Linked DNA regions of Homo sapiens: region 2 is linked to region 1. A link is a loop called in an ENCODE intact Hi-C map of the cell type or tissue named here. Cell type or tissue: heart left ventricle. All regions are shown on one strand. Region 1 holds the start of LOC124902254 (a long non-coding RNA gene). Region 2 has its middle 7.1 kb from the start of TMEM268.

Region 1 (8,000 bases):
GAAGAGTATGAAAAAGCAGAGCGCGCCTCGGTTAAGGGAAAGCACCAAGATGACAGGCTTTTTGCCGCCACCCGCAAGCAGAGGGACTTGGAGATCATGCAGCAGAAGGAGAAAAAGGCAAACGAGAAGCAGCAGGAACCCAAGTAGCTTTGTGCTTCGTGTCCAACCCTCCCGCCCTTTGCCTGAGTGCCTGGAGCCAGTCCCACCATGCCCACGTCTCCTCCTGCAGGGCCCACAAGTCCCAGCCCTGATGGCTTCCCTTTGCCCTGAGTCTGCAGCGGGTCCCTTTTGTGCTTCCTTCCCCCATCAGGTGGCCTCTCTCCTCCTGGGTCACTCCCGGGGTGACAAGGTTACCCCTTCCCAGTGTTTTTTATTCCTGTGGCGCTCACCCCAAAGTATTAAAAGTAGCTTTGTAATTTGAAAAAAAAAAAAAAGAGCTTAACTTCACTATTTAAGTTATGTAAATTAAAACAGGATACCTTTTTGTCTAACAGATTGATAAAAATGGAAAAGAAATATAATACCCAGTGTCGGCATGGCTGGAGAAAAATGAAGAGCATCAACTGCTGTTAAACGCTGGTGGGAGGGAATATACAAAACAAATTCCGTCCCAGGGGCAGTCTGGCAACAGTTAATCAGAAGCTTTAAAATTGCGCCTCTCCCCCGAGCCAATGCCACCTCTAGAAAGACAGCCCAAGGAATTATTAGAAATGTGCTTAAAGATGAATGTGCAGGGATGTCTAAAGCAGCAATATGGATAATATTAAAAAACAAACTGTCTAACAAGAAGAAATTAGTTAAATAAATCATGTACCTCTTCACTACGATATATTATGCAATCATTAAAAAATCACAGTGTAGAAACATTTATCAAGGTGGGAACACAGTCATCATACATCGCTTGGTGTAACGAATAGGCTAGATAACGATGCTCAGAATGGCAGCTTTGGGAAGAATTCCCAATACAAATGCATACACAGATGCACACAGGGTACTCTAATTGTCAATAGTGATTATTTCTGGCAGGTGAGTGGGTACAATTATTACTGACTTGGGGAGGGTCTTTTGGCGTTTTTCTGAAGTTTTCAAGTTTTAAAAATTAAGTCCAGGCTCAGCGTGGTGACTCACACCTGTAGTCCCAGCAGTTTGGGAGGTGGAGGTGGGTAGATTGCTTGAGCCCAAGAGCTCACGACCAGCCTGCGCAACATGGTGAAACCCCACGTCTACAAAAGAAAAAAAAATACACACACACACACAAATATATATACACACCATGCTGGGCATGGTGGCGCAAGCCTGTAGTCCCAGCTACTCGGGAGGCTGAGGCAGGAGAATTGCTTGAGCTTGGAAAGTTGAGGCTGCAGTGAGCCAGGATCGCATCACAGCACTCCAGCCCGGGTGACTGAGCAAGGCCCTATCTCAAAAAAAGAAAAACAATTAAGTCCATATATGTTAGGTAATTAAAATAAAGAGGCTAGGCACAGTGGCTCACGCCTGTAATCCCAGTGTTTTGAGAGGCCGAGGTAGGAGAATCGCTTGAGCCCAGAAGTTTGAGACCAGCCTGGGCGACATAGTGAGACCTCATCTCTACCAAAAATAAACACAATTAGCCAGGTGTGGTGGTGCACACCTGTAGTCCCAGCTACTTGGGAGGCTGAGGCAAGCAGATCACTTGAGCCCAGGAGTTCAAAGCTGCAGAGAGCTGTTATCGCGCCACTGCACTCCAGCCTGGCCAACAGAATAAGACCCTATCTTTTTTTTAAAAAAAAAAAAAAAGTGGGGGTGGGGGGGTGGGGAGAAAAAACGTTTTATTTAACAGCCTAGACAAATTCCTCTATTCCATTTGTTTCCTATGACCAAACAAAATGCCCCTTTAACTTGTCCAGTCTGTGACAGCAGAGTTAATGACCACCAGCCTTTCACATGAGGCCCAGGAGAGAGACCCTCCTCTCATCCTTGAAGTGTGCTGATCAGGCAGTGTAGACAAATTCAGAGACTCCACCATTCAATGAGATAATTTCACAAGTCACCAGTTATCTATCAGGGAATTTCCACAGACAACGTACAAAATAAAAACCTGACAAAGGTCAAGGCATGGTGAGAGAGATAAGAGAGAGGAAAAAGGAAAAAAACAAAAAGGAAAAAGTGCCCAATGCCACCTCTGTCCCTGAAATCTAGTCAATAAAATGCATACAGTGTGCCCAGGGGAGAACAGGGAAGCTGCAGCCTAGGTTTTCTCATCAAATAGCTACAAAGCCATTTCCACAAGGAAAAAACTCAGGGAGGAAACGCACATTTACTGAACTCCTGCTCTTGCCAGCACCACGCTGGGCTGTATGCCGTGCTTCTCCGTTAGCAGCCAGCCGAGAGCCCTGGCAATGAGCATGCACTTTGGAGGCCAGAATACCTGGGTTCAAATCCTAGTCCCACCACCCCTGACTGTGTGCCCCTGACTGTGTGCCCGTGATGGGTCACCTCCTCTTCCAATTCTCAGAGTCCTCTCCCGGGGGGGTATGGTGAAGTGTCAGTGGGGGATTTACATGAAACCCACACAGAGCTTGTGATGTCACAGAAGATTCCCAGTGGTGGTGATATTTTTTAGTGCGCTAAGTACTGTAAACATCTTGTGCGTGTTATCTGTTTTGTACCTTCTACACTGCCAGGAAGAGCAGCATCTGGTAGGAAAACAGATCCCAACACAGGAGTTTGAACATGGTAAATGATCATCAAATGTTCAGACCAATAGATGCACCCAGTGCTTTAACACATTGTCTGCATAATCATCAGTATCCCCATTTTAGAGATGAGGAAACCTGAACAGAGAAGGTAAGTAACTTGTCTGCTACTTTACTATTATTCCCATTACAATTTCACTGAAGAGGAATCTGAGAATCAGAGACGTTAGGAAGCTGGTTCAAGGCCCCACAGCTAGAAAGTGGCAGAGCCAGTCTTGGAAACCCAGGGCTTCGGAGCTCAGGCTCGAGCACTGTGGGGCATCCCTTCTCTCTGCTGTTGGGGCAAAGACGCAACCCCTCAAGTCAACAAAACCTAGGTGTAAATCCTGGCTCTGTCACTTTCCACCTTTGGGATGACTGGCAAGTGACAAACTCTTGGCAATTTTGGAAAACAAAGTGATGAAAATGATACCTACTTGAACTTCACAGGGTGATTATGAGGCTTAACTGAGTTTATACACGTACACTGAAAACAGTGTCTGGTTCATTCTAAGCCCTCTATCAAAGGTTATTATCATACAATGAGCAACAAAGAAAAGAAAACACCAAGAAATGCATTATCTGTGTCATGACAGAAGTGAGAAAGGCCATGACACTGGGGGGGGGAGCGGGTTTCAGGAGGGAAGAGCAGGCTCCTCAGGGTGGGGACAGCGGCAGAGGTGAGCAGGCAGGTCCTCTGGAGAGGACGTACTGAGGTTGCACCTAACAGGATAAGTGGTGTCAACAGGTGGAGAGAGTGAAAGCCTTGCTTCAGAGGAGGGTATGTTGCTTGCTTGGCCAAGAGTGGACACAACTTGGGGAACAGGACTGCTGGTAAAGATCAGAGCATGGGCAGCCCAAACACCAGGTTGAGGAGCTTGGCGTCTGCCCTGCAGGCTCCCAGCTCAAGAGCAGGGTTGTAGACAGGGCACAGCTTGATGAGATATGTATTTAGAGAGTGTACCCGGTCAACAGGATGGACATCAGACCGGTGGGCAGACGAGCAAGACAGGAGACAGACAGGCTGGCCAGGAGGATGCTACAGTTCGGCAGTGCTGGTGGCAATGGTGGTGACGGGGAAGAGGGAGGTGTGGTCTGAGAAGTGCTGGAAAGAAGTAAAGCCTGGAGAGTCCAGCCTCCCTGGGGCTGGTGCAATACTCAAGTGGGAGAAAGTGGGGAACAAGAGCAGGGGAAATATCCACAATTTAAGAGCGAGAGAAAGCACAACGAGAAGGCAATTAAAAAATAGATAAATACACTAAAAGGAGGCACAGATCCTGTGCAGAGACAACAAGGCTAGAAGATGGGTGGAGATGCAGACATTTGGGGAAAGAGGAATTTGAGGGAGAGCTGTACATGTATATGGACCTGAGAAGCAGACTTAAAAATCTCAGGATTGGAAGGACTTGCAGGAGGAGAGGGGCTCAAGAGAGTCAGGGAAAATTTGGGAGAAATGTATGATTCTCTAAAGAGAAAGAAGAGGGAGGCAGAAGGAAAGAGATGAAGAAAAGGAAAAGGGTACACTGGGTCCAAACACTACAAAGGATGCCACCCCTCCGTCCAGGGACAGGAGGATGGACATGGCAGAAGGAAAATCCCTCCCCTGACTTTCAAAGTTTTCCTATCCACATGGGAGGTTAATTTCTGAAAGCTGGACCACGTTTCTTTTCTTAATCAGAAACCTCTTAATGAGACTTTGTACACCTTTTCAGATGTAGCTCAAATAAATTACAGGGTTTTTTTTTTAAGTGCAGAAGCCCATGTTAACAAATCACCAATTTCACCTGCATTAATTGCTTTAATGGGCTCTAAAAACAGCCACCTCCTCTCCCTCCTCATCAGGGTCCCTGGGGAGGCCATCAGGGAAGGTTGCTGGGAAACGAAGTTATGGATGCAGCTGATCCAGGGGACAATGCTGTCACACTCTGGGTCATGCAACTGTCTGGTATGCCACCCACATTGCTATAAGGCCTCACAGATCATCAGAAGGGACGGTGGGGGGACACAGAATTCTATTCAACCACCAGGCTTTATTACTGCTATAAAGCAAAAATGCCGATGCCAAAAGCCAGATAGGAGCAATTACGTTTTTAAAGAAACTCTGTCTATGTGGGGATATTGACTACATTCAGTAAATGACTCTGCAATTCAAACAGCTACAGTGGATCACATGGGCCCTGAGTCCAGTATTTTCTTCCAATGCCACCTAAAAAAATCCAACCAACCAACCAAACAAACAAACAAAAAAACTAAGCAGGCATAACAGAAGACTTTCAAAGACAAGCGAAGGCAGTCCATACCATTTTTCATTACAATGCTTGCAGCAGGACCTCCACTGCCATATTTTCCAGATTTCTGATGTTCAACAGCAACAATGACATGTTTGTGAGGACTATGGGCCAGGTTTGGTGGTAGGATATCTGAGTAACAGAAAGGCAAAGGGACCTGCCCAAGGTCACAGCCAAGTTACACTGTCAGATGAACCCAGGTCCATCTCCAAAACCCATCTCTAACCTCTTGGGTACATACCACCCTTCCTCAGATTTTCCAGTACGTCAGTTGACCTTACACAAGTGGAATCTTGCTGCAAGATAGTTAAGGATGGGGACAGGAAAGGTTCACCTCTCTGGTCAAGCCTTTATGGGGATAAACAGTGTTGGGGATGGAGGAATCCTAAAGGAAGACAGTGTTTCCCAAACTTTAGCATGGTTAAGGCCTGGCTGGGGAGTTTGTTAATTCCTAAGCAAGCTAACATTGTAAATTACCACTTCTAAGGCTCTAACACACAGGTATTTGGGAATATCCTTTTTTACATCATTTTACTCTGTTCTTCCCTGCAGCCTACAGCTTTAGAATCCAGGAAAGAGGACATTTGGGGACCTGTTTATGGAAGGCTGATATATTTGCTTTGCATACAGAGTTGAGAGGATGCTGATATTAGGAAACTCAGGTGGAGAGAAAAAAAATCATGACGAAACTGGCTGCTAACTGAAGCAAAGCCACAGCCAATTTAGCAAAAGGAACACAAATTCTCAAACGGGGAAGGAGCCAAAGGTGCTGGGACTGTAAAGGAAGAAAAAATAAATCCATTTATGCATGCTCAGAGAATAAAGCAGCTTTTAAGCATATGTGTGGTTACTGGAAACTTGGCCTTCACCCAAAATGCTGGGTTTCTAGAAACCTGGACAGTTTTTGTTTTTTGTTTTTAAAAAAAAAAAGAAAAGGAAAAAAAAAAGAAAGAAGCCCAAAAGCCAGAAGATATATCTCACCCAAAATTGGTTCATTGATTGCTTCAGAATGCATAAATAATTCTATTTTGGAATCAAAGACACAATCAGGCTGCTGAAATAACCCACTTCTGGGGATGTGGTTTGAAAATTAAGAGCAAAGTGACAAATGAACTAGCTGAAAGGGTCTTGTAGAGTGGCTCTGGGCTTCAGGGGAGGAGAAAAGCCATTGAGTATCCAGGCACAGACCACATTTTTTTTAAAGGCTTTACACTCAAATAGCAGAGGGTTCCAAATGTTGCCACACCTAGTAGTCATTTGCTCCCCACAGCCACCTGGGAAGGAGGCAGGTGGGAGGTAGTTATGCCCATTTCACAGCTCCAAAGACTGAGGTTCAGAGATGTCACGTGAACTGCCCACGGCCACAAAGCCAGCTTGGTGGTAAAGCACACACTAGAGCCAGTGGCTTTTTTCAGTGTTTTTGTCTAGCACCCACAACGCTGCCATACACAGACTTCCATCAGATCTCACTCTCAGGAGCTGGGGAATTCTGAATTCACTAGCGCTGGATTAGGAGCAAGATCATTCCATTCATTCGGCAAATATTTATTTATATATTAAAGCACCTACTGTGTGCCGGGAGCTGGGGATGCGTGAATAAGCAAGGCAGATCAAATCTTGGTTATCCTGGAGCAAACTTGTAATGGGGGAGGCAGACCATAAAAAGACATACAGAAATTTCCTTTTAGCAGTGACAAATGGGCTGCAGGACACTAAAGCCAGGCAAAAGGATAGAGGAGTGGGCAGGTAGGGGTACTACTTCAGAGAGGGTGGCAGGGATGCAGAGGCATGAGAATGTCACAGCACTGTAAATGCTGGGTGACCTGTGGCCACGGATGGGTCTCTATCCCCCAAGGACAGAGGTCATGTCCTATTCATCTCTGATGTCCAAGTATCAGCCACAGGCCTGTGTGTGGTAAGCACTGCTCAGAGAATGTATGGATGCATGTCTCTACTCGACGATGGAACAGGCTGAAATACACCACTCTCCCTTGATATGTAGGTCTCAGACCGCCCCCCAACCTTAGTAAGGTGAAGTCTCTGGGTGGTTCTTAAAAGGCCCTCAAATGTCAAGTACAAAATGTGACATCTGCCACACTTTCTAGTAAGCGGACTGGCTGGCATTGTCTTCCAGGAGGCTGACTACAAAATCCTTGGGCTGGGGTCCAAGCAAGGAGGCCACTTGGTTCCTAATCCCAATGGGGACCTTAAGCTCCCCAGTTCCATCTCCTTGAGCATGACCCTCCTCGCCTGCCTGCCTCCCCTGGGGAAGGTTAAAGGGAACAGGAGGGACAAAGCACCCAGCACATAGTAGGTAATCGTTAATGTCAGTCTCCCCTGTTCCCAACAGGCTTCCAATAAAGTAAAGTGCAAGTGCAATGTAAATTACATACTCCAGGTGACAATGATGTGTCAATGTAGGTTCATCAATTGTTGATAATGGGGGCGGCTAGCATGTGTCCACTATATGGGAAATCTCTGTATCTTCTGTTCAATTTTGCTGTGAACCGAAAACTGCTTTAATAAATAGTCTATTGAAAAAATAAATAACCACAAGTGCACTTGCCCCATGATGCTGCTTCCTGCAGCTGACATCAGGAATGCACGGAAAAAGAATGGAGAGAAAGTGATTCCTATTCTCTGCACCCTTTCCGCTTGCCAGGCTTTAACAGTAAAAGGCCAATGTCAGCAGCACAAAATCTTAAAAATCACCCCTACCCTGGGGCATGATTAGAAGTCTGCGTGAGTTCAGAGTTAATATCAGATTCTTCCTCAGGAATTTAAAAAAGAAGTCAGTTTTGAAAGATTTGTATTTCAACCTCCAGATACCTCCAGCCATTTAATGTCATTCTTTCCAATCAGATTCGCTGGTCCTGGCTGAGGATTAGTCTGGGGTCCCTGAGAAGGGTAAACCAAAGGCTTCCCTTCCAGGTCATAAAAGAACCTTGCAAGAAATCACCAGTTGGAGCCTAATCCCCTATGGACGCCTGCTTCGGTG
Region 2 (8,000 bases), 110 kb after region 1:
ATAGTCCACCAAAGACTTACTTCAGTATTAACCCAAAAGTCCACAGTACAAAGTCTCATCTGAGACAAGGCAAGTCCCTTTGCCTATGAGCCTATAAAATCAAAAGCAAGCTAGTTACTTCCTAGATACAACGGGGGTACAGATATTGGGTAAACACAGCTGTTCCAAATGGGAGAAATTGGCCAAAACAAAGCAGTTACAGGGCCCATGCAAGTCTGAAATCCAGCAGGGCAGTCAAATTGTAAAGCTCCGAAGTGATCTTTGACTTCAGGTCTCACATCCAGGTCACGCTGATGCAAGAGGTGGGTTCTGCCCCTGTGGCTTTGCAGGGTACAGCCTGCAGTGGTCTTGGGCAGCTCTGTCCCTGTGGCTTTGCAGGGTACAGCCTCCTTCCTGGCTGCTTTCATGGGCTGGTGTTGAGTGTCTGTGGCTTTTCCAGGTGCATGGTGCAAGCTATCAGTGGATCCCATTCTGGGGTCTGGAGGACGGTGGCTGTCTCCTCACAGCTCCACTAGGCAGTGCCCCAGTAGGGACTCTGTGTGGGGCTCTGACCCCCCATTTCCCTTCCATACTGCCCTAGCAGAGGTTCTTCATGAGGGCCCCGCCCCTTCAGCAAACTTTTGCCTGGGTATCTAGGTGTTTCCATACATCTTCTGAAATCTAGGCGGAGGTTCCCAGACCTCAATTCTTGACTTCTGTGCACCTGCGGGCTCAACACCACGTGGAAGCTGCCAAAGCTTGGGGCTTCCACCCTTTGAAGCCACAGACTAAGCTGTACATTGGCCCCTTTCAGCCAGCCATGGCCAGAGGGGCTGGGACATGGTGCCAAGTCCCTAGGCTGCACACAGCACAGGGACCCTGGGCCTGGCTCACGCAACCACTTTTTCTTCCTGAGCCTCCAGGCCTGTGATGGGAAGGGCTCTCTAATAAAAATACAAAAATTAGCCAGGCGTGGTGGTGGGTGCCCGTAGTTTCAGCTACTCAGGAGGCTGAGATGGGAGAATCACTTGAACCTGGGAGGCAGAGGTTGCAGTGAGCTGAGATCACACCACGACACCCCAGCCTGGGCAACAGAGTAATGCTCTGCCTCAAAAAAGAAAAGCTGTTAGCAGTTGTAGCAGAAACATGGTTTTACCCGTGGAATATCCATGGGCTCTGACGTAGATATTCCATGTCCAGACCATGAAGGTCTCTGACATGGCCTGGAGACATTTTCCCTATGGTCTTGAGGATTAACATTAGCCTCCTTGCTACTTACGCAAATTTCCGCAGCCAGCTTGAATTTCTCCCCAGAAAATGCATTTTAATTTTCTATCACATAGGCTGCAAATTTTCCAAACTTTTATGCTCTGCTTCCCTTATAAAACTGAATGCCTTTAACAGCACCCAAGTCACCTCTTGAATGTTTTGCTGCTTAGAAATTTCTACCAGATACCCTAAATCATTTCTCTCAAGTTCAAAGTTCCATAAGTCACTAGGGCAGGGGTAAAATGCTGCCAGTCTCTTTGCTAAAACATAGCAAGAGTCACCTTTGCTCCAGTTCCCAACAAGTTCCTCATCTCCATCTGAGACCACCTCAGCCTGGACCTTATTGTTCATATTGGTATCAGCATTTTGGGCAAAGCCATTCAACAAGTCTCTGGGAAATTCCAAACTTCCCCACATTTTCCTGTCTTCCTCTGAGCCCTCCAAACTGTTCCAACCTCTACCTGTTACCCAGTTCCAAAGTTGCTTCCACATTTTTGGTTATCTTTTTAGCAGCACCCCACTCCTGGTACCAATATACTGTATCAGTCCGTTTTCATGCGGCTGATAAAGACATACCTGATACTGGGAAGAAAAAGAGGTTTAATTGGACTTAACAGTTCCACATGGCTGAGGAGGTCTCAGAATCATGGCAGGAGGTGAAAGGCACTTCTTACATGGTGGAGGCAAGAGAAAATGAGGAAGAAGCAAAAGCAGCCTGATAAATCTATCAGATCTCGTGAGACTTATTCACTATCATGAGAACAGCACAGGAAAGACTGACCCCCATGATTCAATTACCTCCCCCTTGGTCCCTCCCACAACACGTGGGAATTCTGGGAGATGCAATTGAAGTTGAGGCTTGGGTGGGGACACAGCCAAACCATATCACCAAGGTTTTGTTCTTGGACTTCTCTAACATTCTATTGGTGAGACCACATTCATTTCCAGGCTTTATTACCTATACTGAAGACCCAAATTTCTATCTCAAACCCATTTCTCTTGAGCTGTAGTCATTAAATTGCTTATTTGATATTTTGACTTGGATGTCTGGTAAACATCTCCATCTTAACATGTCAGTTTGGAGGGCTTAACAAACTGTATCCAGTTTTGTTAAGGCTTTACTCTCCTTATTGCTAAGTGTAGCAACTCCTAATCTCTGCCAACTGCAAATACAGATTTCCCAAACTGGAGAAACATGAAGCAACACTCATGTTCAAGTGCTTAGACTCAATGTTTAAATGGGTTGCCAACAGTATTTTTATTCTGGATTAATGGAGTTGTGCTTATTTACTTAACTGCTTGACTATTAATACTGAGCCAAGCAACCCAACGTTGCCAGTCACAGAAACCAACAGCAGAGAGGTTTTATTTTTTTGAGACGCTCTTTCGCCCAGGCTGGAGTGCAGTGGCATAACGATCAGGGCTCACTGCAGCTTCAACCTCTTGGGCTCAAGCCATCTGCCTGCCTCAGACTCCAGAGTGCAGAGATTACAGGTATGAACCACCATGCCTGGCCGGGAGGGTTTCCTTTTGTACACTTAATACATTATAGGGCTTTGTAGCAGTGTCCCTGGCCTCTACCCACTAGATGCCAGCAGAACCCCTTCAGTTGTGAAACAAAAAATATCTCCAGATATTGTCAAATGTCCCCTGGGTGCCAAAAACCACCCCCAGATTAGAGAAGATAAGGCACTATACAAGATGTCTGGAACATTCTAGGTACTCAGCAAATGTTTCCTAATTTTCTAAAATTTGCTGTCCTTTTCTCAGACTAATCATTCTTGATTACAAGTTTAATAATAGCTGCATCGGTCAGGACAGGACAGGTTCTGAAATCTCTGTGGCTTAATGTAACAAAGGTTTATTTCTTACAAAATCTGATACAAGTTGGGTGACTTCAGGGTGACTGTTCTCCATGTGGCCGCTCAGTGATTTGGATTACTTCCAGTTTGTGTCTCTACCATCTCACCACATGGTTTCCATGAAATTTCAGTGATGGGAAGAAAAAGTTGGCAAGCATGCATCAGCTCTCACCTGCTTCAGTCCTCAAATGACACTTGTTCTCAGCATATTGGTGTAGGTCACGTGTCCCGACCCAACACAAGGGAGGCTAAGAAATAAGGGGAAGCCCATGGATATTCCATGGGTAAAACCATGTTTCTGCTACAACTGCTAACAGCTTTTTTTTTTTTTTTTTGAGACAGAGCCTTACTCTATTGCCCAGGCTGGGGTGTAGTGGCATGATTTCGGCTCACTGCAACCTCCCGCTCCCAGGTTCAAGTGATTCTCCCACCTCAGCCTCCTGAGTAGCTGGGACTACAGGCGCCCACCACCACGCCTGGCTAATTTTTGTATTTTTAGTAGAGATGCGGTTTCACCATGTTGGCCAGGCTGGTCTCGAACTGCTGACCTCAAGTGATCTGCCTGCCTTGGCCTCCCAAAGTGCTGGGATTATGGATGTGAGCCACCATGCCCTGCCTGCTAACAGCTTTCTATGTGCCAGCTAGTTGTAAGAACTTTTACATTTATATTGACTAATTTAATTCTTTTTTTTTTTTTATGGGATATGAGACTGAGAGAGGTTAAGGAACCAGCCCAAGGATGTGCAGTGATGGAGCCAAGATTCAAACTTGCAATCCGGCTTTTGCATCTGTGTTTAACCACGGTGTGTACTGAGTATTGAACAACTTCATAGCTATATACCTTTTATGTATCTTACCCATCTGATTCTTTTCCCTTTACCTCTCCCAAATTGTAGAGTGATGCTCTTCAGTTGCCCTCTGGGCAATTTTATGTCATGTAAACCTACAGAGGATGCCCTGATAAAAGGCATAAAATATGGCTCACACCTGTAATCCCAGCACTTTGGGAGGCCGAGGCTGGTGGATCATTTGAGGCCAGGAGTTCGAGACGAGCCTGGCCAACATAGCGAAACCCTGTCTCTACTGAAAATACAAAAAATTTACTGGGGCGTGGTGGTGTGCACCTGTAGTCCCAGCTACTCAGGATGCTGAGGCATGAGAATCGCTTGAGCCTGGGAGTTGGAGGTTGCAGTGAGCTGAGATCGAGATCGCACCACTGCACTCCAGCCTGAGTGACAGAGCAAGACTCCGTCTCAAAAAAAAAAAAAAAAAAAAGACATAAAATAGTTTACAGCAAGCCATTGTGTAACCTTGTGGTAACATCTCACAAATTCCCTGAAGAATTACCCCTTCCACTTTCTGAATGGGGGAGAGGAGAGGGAAACTTGTAGAAAAAAAAAAGTAACTTGTCAGAGGCCACATGTCCAATCTCTGCTTCTATCAAGGGAAGGCCATTATGTTCTATGCACATATATAAACACACAGCAGCCCTGCAGGTTAGACACTGTAATCCCACTTCCATGGATGAGAAAGCTGAGGCCCAGAGGCTTACAGAATGTTCAATGTCACAGAGCAAGGAAGTGACAGAATTGAAGTCCCATCAGATCAGCCTGCAGGCTGCAAGAGAAAACCTACCATGCTCTGCCTTCAGGCTTTTCTCCCAGGACATTAGTGGACTGGGTACTTGGCTTCCTGTAACCCCAGTAAAGCCTTTGAGCCTGATTGAGTAAGGCCCGTAACTAACATTCTGCATTTGTTGGTCTTTATTGTACTCAAGAAAACTGATGGTACCAGAAGTCAGCAAAAGCTGTTCAACAGAAAAGAAACGCTTTGATCAGTCTTGCGTGTTCCTTGTTTTTCCACCTGTTTAATTATTTTTCTCCCCTTGAGGGTCATTCTGGCAGATCTCAGAGTGTTTTTCTCTTGTCAACTGATCTCACATCACTTCAGTGGCTCTGAAATTACTGAAAAAGCTTCAGCACAGGCAGGCAGCTCTAGTTTTGCTTTTTTTTCTGGTTTTTTTTTTCCTTCTTGTGCAAATACATGGGTCTTAAGAGGCAGGTTAAGCACATTCTTTATTGAAAGATTTGGCCAGTGGTTCAGGGAGATCTAGAAGGTGAAAGATCATCAGGTCAACATAGATCTTCTCTGGCTTTTAAAAAAATTTCAGATGCCACTGGCTCCTGGGTCAGCTGTGAATTTAAAGCCATAGTTTACTGTGTTTGAAGGGATGATTGATAGGGATGGGTAGGCTTGAAGAGTTAAGGAGCAGGCAGCCTCCTTTTTTTCCTACTTGAAAATAACTTACGGCCGGGTGCAGTGGCTGACACCTATAATCCTAGCATTTTGGGAGGCCAAGATGGGTGGATCGCTTGAGCTTAGGTGATCGATGCCAGACTGGGCAACAGGGGGAAACCCTGTCTCTACAAAAAATACAAAAGAAAAAAATTAGTTGGATATGGTGGTGGCGCTGCCTATAGTCTCAGCTACTTGTGGGGGCTAAAGCAGGAGGATCGCTTGAACCTGGGATGCAGAGGTTGCAGTGAGCCAAGATTGTGCCACTGCACTCCTGCCTGGGTAACAAAGTTGAGATCCTGTATCAAAAAACAAAAAAGAAAAGAAAATAACTTACAAAGCAGGATGGCAGCATTCTAGATGCTACTGTTGATGATAAGTTTAGGAGAGAAACAAGGCTGGTTGTTCAGAGAGCATGACTGGGTTGTCTACAATTATCTTAGGTGGTTTTTAAAGATGAAAAGACCGATAGTCTAGTTACCTAGTTAAAAAAGCCCAATTGCCTTCAACTGCCCTTGCCTCTTCTCCACAGCCGCTAGAGGGGAGTTCTCCCTCTTCTGACTCTTCTGACCCTGGCACTTGTCTTTCTGTTCATAGTGTAGAAACAGATCCCTGACCCCTATCTGCCCCGGGGGGATTGCTGGCCTTCCTGATAGGAATTCAGAGGATTTTTTCTTCTGACTTAGGCCCGGTTTCCTGACAAACAGCATGTGATCTGTCTGACTTCCAGCACACCTCCTGCCAAGCACAGCTATGTATTTAGTCCCAAGCTCTCACGTACAGTTAGTCTACCTCTCCCATAGTGGAGTCCGTCATTTGAGGATGTGACTTCCGGGAGCTGAAATCAATGTAATGGAGCCACTAGCAACGGAACATTCTGTGGGACACACTTTCGGAAATAATTTCTAAAATAGCTCACATTTATTAACATCAACTTTATACCAGGTGGCATTCAAGGTACTCTATATACATAATCTAATTTTCCTACCATCTCTATGAGGTAGGTATTATCATTTCTATTTTGCAGATTAGGAAACTGAGGCTACAGGGTCACAGAGCCAATTTGTGGTGAAGTCTGGATTTAAACCCAGGTCTGTCTGAGTTCCCAGCCTGAATTACTAATACTGCATTCTTTGGTTCAATTTGTTCAGGCCATGGCAATGTTCCAAGTAGTATGTCTCCATGAAAAGTTTAGGAAGTTAGTGAATCTATAACTGGCACATGAGCTCCAAAAGAAAAAAAAAAAAACCAAAAAACACCAAGATGTAAGTTTTGATCTTTTGATCTTTGCCTTTTCACTTACTCATCCAGCAGTTCTGAGGTTCTCTCAGTACCATCTGCTGCAACACTAAGGTTCTGCCAGGCTGGAAAAAAGTTCATTCTCTTACTTCATCCAAGTTATCAAACAGTGTTGGCAGCTAGCCCTCAGCCCTGGGTCTGTAACCCTTACAGACACAACAGGACAGATGGAGCAACTGCTGAGTAAGGGTGGCTTTGGCTGGGGTTTGTGGTTATTTGGATTTATCTATAGTTGAGGCCCTGATGATTTCATTCATATTTATTCATTCACTACTTCATATGCATTTAACAATTACTGAGGACAGGGTTAGGGGCAGGGGGATAGCTATGAACATGGGTAGAAACAGCCCTATGCCCAAAAGGCTTACTCTCTTTTTGGGAAAGGGGACACTGAACAATGACAATACCATGTGATGGGTATGGGATGAGTGTAGGTTAAGCAAGAGTAGGGCTGGACGCAGTGGCTTACACCTGTAATCCCAGCACTTTGGGAGGCCGAGGCAGGTGTATTGCTTGAGCTCAAGAGTTCGAGACCAGCTTGGGCAACATGGTAAAACCCTGTCTCTACTAAAAATAAAAAATTAGCCGGGAATGGTGGTGCATGCCTGTAGTCCCAGATACTTGGGAGGCTGAGGTGGGAGGATCACTTGAGCCTAGGAGGTCGGGGCTGCAGTGAGCCAAGATCGCGCTGCTGTACTCCAGCCTGGGTGACAGAGTGAGACCCTGTCTCAAAAAATAAAAACACACAAAGCCAGAAACAAACAAACAAGAGTAACTATGAGAATGAACTATGAGAATGGGGAACTGGCCTAGGCCCAGGACAGGGCAGGGCTCCCAGAAGAAGGGCCCTTTCAGCTGAAACCCGAGAATGAGTTGGTTCGTCAGGTAGAACGATGGGGCTGGGGTTTGGAGACAACTTTCCAGATGGGAGAGAATGGCAACCACTGAGAACTAGAAGTGAGAGAACAGGGGGAGAGGGTTATAGGAGGAAATGAGAGATGCTCTGTATTTTTGGAGCATAGGGTTTTTACGTGTTGGGAGAGAGTGAGTAAAGATTAGTCCAGGGTAGGCTGTGGGTGGGGAGAGGCTTGGGCCCACCACAAGGACCTTGTGGATTCAAGATGATCACTACTGAAGTCTGCTTTCCAGCACACCTGACTGGATTTCACCCTACTTTCACTGGATTCTATTGTCCTTTCTCCATTCTACATGAGCACCCACTCCTCCTTGCTATGCCAGGACTGAACACTGGTGACATTTCAGAGATGCAAACACATGATACCTCGTTGTCCAAGA

What was found. A loop is a pair of places that touch in the nucleus more often than their neighbours do. Peaks named below come from ENCODE experiments on the same cell type or tissue, not always from the same donor. Only the 100,000 strongest peaks of a DNase experiment are listed, where the experiment ranks them.
Region 2: it touches region 1 in a loop (2.1-fold over the local background); 20 of 110 quality-filtered maps call a loop at or near these places.

What each region holds. Positions count from the first base shown.
Region 1 is chr9:114,491,596-114,499,595 of GRCh38, forward strand. All of the region lies in intron 1 of WHRN (whirlin), which reads right to left. LOC124902254 (a long non-coding RNA gene) reads right to left here and starts at 1,305. Exons shown (of 2, transcript XR_007061743.1): 1 at 1,273-1,305. It also overlaps the pseudogene LOC100131877. RefSeq lists a silencer at 2,494-2,788. In heart left ventricle, no CTCF peak of the experiment used is centred here; a DNase peak (open chromatin) is centred at 3,736; H3K27me3 peaks cover 3,472 bases.
Region 2 is chr9:114,600,221-114,608,220 of GRCh38, forward strand. It overlaps a transcript of TMEM268 not described here. Among named protein-coding and RNA genes, the nearest start is that of TMEM268, 7.1 kb to the right of the region's middle. RefSeq lists a silencer at 4,535-4,735 and an enhancer at 7,801-7,860. In heart left ventricle, no CTCF peak of the experiment used is centred here; no DNase peak of the experiment used is centred here.